Linked DNA regions of Mus musculus: region 2 is linked to region 1. Evidence: chromatin contacts called from ENCODE POLR2A ChIA-PET data. All regions are on one chromosome and are shown on one strand. Each heading gives the region's core, a stretch centred on a gene start or an enhancer-like site at or near the end of the contact. The rest is flanking DNA. Distances are from core to core; before and after follow the strand shown.

What was found. ChIA-PET counts read pairs that join two places held with the same protein, here RNA polymerase II (POLR2A).
Region 2: POLR2A ChIA-PET joins it to region 1 with 11 read pairs in embryonic stem cell. The contact joins the promoter of Fblim1 here to the promoter of B330016D10Rik in region 1. POLR2A ChIA-PET finds 5 or more read pairs at or near these places in 4 of 5 experiments (Patski and embryonic stem cell).

What each region holds. Positions count from the first base shown.
Region 1 is chr4:141,544,900-141,547,433 of GRCm38, forward strand. It overlaps B330016D10Rik (RIKEN cDNA B330016D10 gene), which reads left to right and starts at 1,263. Exons shown (of 1, transcript NR_030695.1): 1 at 1,263-2,534.
Region 2 is chr4:141,598,661-141,601,194 of GRCm38, forward strand. Fblim1 (filamin binding LIM protein 1) reads right to left here and starts at 1,264. Exons shown (of 9, transcript NM_001163256.1): 1 at 1,188-1,264.

The DNA of each region.
Region 1 (2,534 bases), core at 13-2,512:
GTTTTAGGACACTTTAAAAAAACCAACTCAGTATTTGCTTTATTTTCCTACTGGTGGAAAAATGATTTGAAAGACCCTATTAAATATAATTTCTGTTCAGAGAAACGTGCGGCAGGGATTCTCCAAATTTACAGACTGTATGACTCAGTGTTCATTTGCAACCCGTGTATTACAGCTTTGCTAGAATTCTACCTCTAGCCTGGCTTTCCACACTAATGGTTCCGGGAGGAACCGGTCACCAGCTCATGGTTCCCACCGGGAAGGCGGATCCGGCTCCGCCCAGAGCCCGGGCGGGTGACCTCACAGAGGTCAAGGGCGCTCACACACCTGCAGGCCGCTCCGCCACCCCCACGCCACCCCACGCCGGGGAGCAGCAGGGCCAAGGGCAGCCTGGGGTCTCCCCGACGTGGGGCTGTCACAACCAGCGTGCTTTCTTCACGGAGACTCCTGGCTCACACTCCGCCCCACACTAATAACCCGAGAGGCAATTTCTCTGGCTGCCCTTCAAACTCTGGGTTCACATAGGTGGGCTCCATGACAAGTGGGGTTTTGGGTTTCTTAGTTTCCCCGCCCCCCACCCCCAGGAACCCACAGCCCTGACAGTCCTTTCCACTACACTTCTTGGGAAGTGCGATCGCGGTCACTGTGGTCACCGCGGCGCAAGCCCACGGCGAAGGGAACCCGAGCGGCCCGGCGAGCTCCGTCTGCACACGCGGCCCGCCAGCAAGGGCACCTTCGCCTCCGCTTTCCAGGCGAGAACAATGCGGCAGCCCAACACCCGGGGCCTGCAGGGTCTCCAGGTCCATCGGGAAACTCTCAAACGTGGATCGGGAGAGGGTGGGCAAGACGACCCCACTGCCTCGGCTTTGTCCGGCCTGCCTCCAAGCCGGAGGGACCCGTTTTCGAGACTGGGGGGGGGGGGAGGGGGGGTTGAGAAAGGAGGACAGGACAAGAAGGTCCTCAGATCCACTTCTCATCACACAGGCAACGCGGAAAAAAAAAAAAATGCACGGCGCCGAACTGCGCACGCGCGCGGCAAGGCCACCCATTTCTCTCCCTCCTCCCAGCCCCTCCAAGGAACGCGAGGTCGCCCGAGTGCGCTTGCGCTCGCCGCGGAGGGAAACGTTGGAGGGGGAGGCAACCTTTCCATTGTGAGAGAGCACCGCCCCCGCGGACCCGCGCGCGCCCGCGCCACTCTCACAGTCTCCCGGGCGCGCGCCTGGGCCGCGGCCCGCCGCCGCCAGGCGCATGCGCGGGGTGGGATGACAGTGAAGGGTGGAGAAGGCCGCGGAGCTCGCCGCCGCTGCTGGCCGAGCTACCCTGAGAAGTTTCTGGAAAGAGGGCTACAAAGGGAACCTGAGGGGATGAATGGAAAGCGAGCCATTTTCTGAGAGAAGACAGCGAAAAGTCCCAACAAAAAGTACACGGCCTTAGCCGAGCCCACGACCGACGACACACTCCCATCCAAGGAGGAAGCGTGGGGACAAGGGAGCGGACTGGGAGACGCGGAATGGCGGGGACATTGAAAAGATGGAGGCGCAGCCGCCGGGGCTTGGGAGTGGCAGGGAGGCGCTAGGTCAGGGGTCCCCGAACCCCGTCCTCCTTAGCTCCGCTCCCGTGTGCGCTCTGACCTGCCCGTCTACACTCGGGGGGCCCCCGGGGTTCACGGGGATGTGACGCGCACACGCGCGCGAGCTCATGGACAGCGTGGGAAGGAACCCCGGCCGCGCGCGGGGACAGCGTCCCCACGCCACGGCCCGCCCGGCTGCCATTTTGTAGCGCGGCCGCCATTTTGCGCGGCCCGGGGGCGGGGGAGGGGCTCGGGGCGCGGCCCCGCGGCTCGCGATGGGCGTGGCCGGCGGCGGGCGCGGCCCCGGCCCCCTTTGTTCTCCGCCTGGGGGTCGCGAGGCCCCTCGGGCTCTGCAGCCGCCGCCGGCGCCGCAGCAGCAGCAGCGTGTGAACCGGGAGAGGCAGCCCCAGGGCGTGCGGGATCCGGGAGCCCATCGGAAGCGGGGTGTGTCCCCCCGTGCGAGGGATGACATCCTGCGTGGGGAAACTTAAATCGCCGCCGTGGGAAGCGGCTTACGGGCGAACCGGGCTCGGCATCCTCCACCTCTGCAAACAAAGTCAAGTTCGGTCCCGAAAGCAACAAAGGTGCCGAAACTCCGCGGAACCTAGCACCAGGAGGCGGGGCTCGTGCAGCCCACGAGGTGGAGGAGCGCTGAGAGCTCGGCTTCCATTGGCTGGCCCTCGGAGCACAAGGCTTTCAGGGCCCATTCTCCCTGACCCAGAAGCCTGAACAATAAATATGCTGTGATGGCTTTCTTCTGTCGATTTAACTTCCACTTATTTTCAAAAAGCTATGAGTTTATTAAAAATAAATAATAAAATACGTGCCTGACATCCATCGCCCTTTCACTTTCCGAAAAAGCAAATGTCTTCTTGAGGAATATTTAAAAATGCGAATCTTAGTTGTGTGTAATGCTGAAAATTCTGGCACTATTTCGCAAACCCAGAAAACTTGAAAAACGCTG
Region 2 (2,534 bases), core at 14-2,513, 54 kb after region 1:
ATGAAAACTTCCCAGCAGACCCTCCACCCCCATCCTTCCTCCCCCGGAGGGCAAATCAGACACCCAGATCCAGTTGGGTAAGCGGAGAAAGTGGGAACAAAGGGAAAGAAAGTCATTTCCTGTCAAGAGGAAGGAAGGAGGCTGAGAGCCGGCCAGCCAGCCAGCCAGGGCCGGCCTTAGGCTGCAGCCCCTGGGAGGGGATGTGCTGGCGGCCTCGATAACTCTTTGCCCGCACTCTAAAGCCACCTCCGAGTCATTTCTAAGCATTGCTCTTTCACACAGACCAATAAGCAATCTAAGTTGAGGACTAGAATTAAACTTTGCTGAAAGTGGAAGAGTGAATGTCCCCCCACTCACTCCCACAAGACACCTTGCGATCTCAGAAGGCTAAGGGCCTCTCTCATCCTCTTTCCTAGACCAGAGAAAGGAAGAGGCGCAGAAGTCAGATCTCCTCAGGCTACCGGTCTTTTGTACTGGGCGACCTTGACGCGGTCACTCAACCTCTCTGGGCTCGCTTTCTATTCATAAAGAGAATAGAAGTCTGCCCTGGAGGGTGGCTGGGGAGGCCAGCTGGTCGTTCAGCCCCAGGGGGGAAGAAGGAGCCCTGCGGCTGGAGGACAGTGATCTCCATTGTTAAAAGCTGGAATCTGGGCGCTGCCCAGCCTCTCCCCCTGGGACCTCAGGTCTGGCCTGGAGATGGGGGAGTAGTTGCACTCACTTTGGGGATCGCCCACTTCCACACCCCGCCAAGCCAGGCGAGGAGACCCCAGGACCCTCCTTTCCCTCTCCAGACTGGAGCTGGAAACAGGGTCCGGGAGGGGCAAAAGAACTCGGGAACTCTGCTCCCTGGCACAGCAGCAGAGCGGGACAGTTGGCCGGGTCACCGCAGTGACTATAATTCGATCCATATGCGGGACGCTATCCTCTTTGTGCGGGAGCCTCTGCCCTGCTCAACCCGTCCCAATCAAGAGCCAGGAGATGACCCCTGTGCCGTCCCCGCACAGCCTCCCAGAGTCCCCAATGGCTGAGATCCTGGGACACACAGGGACAAGACACAGTACCCGCCCCGAGCCCCCCAACCGCGCCGAGCTGGGTTCAGTACGGTGGCCGAGAGTTGCCCATGTGGCCACCTGAAGTTGACCCTGCCCGGGGAGCACAGCCAGGACCCCCACGCCGCACCCGCTTACCTGCCGCGCTCCCCACGCCCGGCCTCCGCCGGCGCTGCGCCTCCGCCCCTTGCTCCCGCCCCAGCCTCCCTCCGCCCGCCGCCCCGCGCGCGCCTTACCATAAAAGGTGACGCTCGGGGAGGGGGCGCTGGCTCGCCCTACCTGCCCCCCCACCTGTGGCCGCGCCCCCTCCCTTTGTTCCCACCACTCCTCCCCTTCCCTGTGGCTCCTCCTCCGCTGCCCACCCCCACGGTGCACCGGGGAGGGGCGGGGCGGGCTGGGGAGTGGGATCCTTAGCCAACCTCGCTCTAGGTCACCTGGATGAGAGGCTCCACCTGCCCCAATTGGTGGAGAGGGGTACTTGTAGCCAGACTGACTCTGAAATCCTTCAGGGTCATAAGTTAGGCTAGACGCATGACCTGGACTGTCAACCCCGTTTTCTTAAGCCTCAATCTTTAATTCCTAAAATGGGGTCCGCACAGCCCACCTCTGCAACGTGGCCTAGAGTTAAAGCGATAATGCTAACATATACTGGAGTTGCGGGGCTTATTCAAAGGATGCCTGGGGTAGGGTTTTCAGACACCCCAGCGAAGCAAGTCACCTGGATCTGCTGTCCTGGGCTGTCACTGCCTGTGTGAGCCTATGAATCCTTCTACAAGTGGGTCTCAGGTCCTGTAGTGGAAAGAGGCCCTTACAGGAGACAGGGGAAACAATCAGGTCACCTGTTTGCTTTCCGGCCCTGTTACTGGCCCCTGAAGAAGCAGAGCACAGGGCCCTGCGGCCTGGGTTGGGGCTGCTCTGGACAGCTCAGGTCCCTAGAGACCTGAAGACATTGCAGGGGAAAGGAATCTAGGTCTGATTCCCAGGCAAGCCGATTGTTCTTTCGATTAGAGGCACAATGGGGGACTGGGCAGGGGAGAGCTGGACCCAGAGTCATGGGGGGGGGGTAACTAGGAAGGATTAGGTCCCCTTCTGCAGCCCTCCTCGCCCCCCCCCCCCACATACAACAGCTCCTCGAGGTGGTCCTTGTATTGCTGCAGAAGAGAGGTGTCAGAGTGGGGTGTCTGGGTGCTCAGCTCCATCCTCCGCCTCCCCACTAAGCCCCACCCCCTTAATGGCCTCCCCAGTCTTTGCCATTAGATTTTTCCATTTGATTCTACCCGCCAGTGTGGAGTCACAACGACGACAGTAACTGCTGTTTCTAGAGACTTCCCTTGTGTCCCTTTCAAACCTTTCATCTAACCCTTCCAGACTCTACTCCAGGGCTGATAGGTCCCACCCCACAGACCAGACACTGAAGCCGGCGAGGACCGAGGCTTGTGCAATGGGCACTGGACAAGGCTAGATTCAAGCCAGACCGGAGAGTGC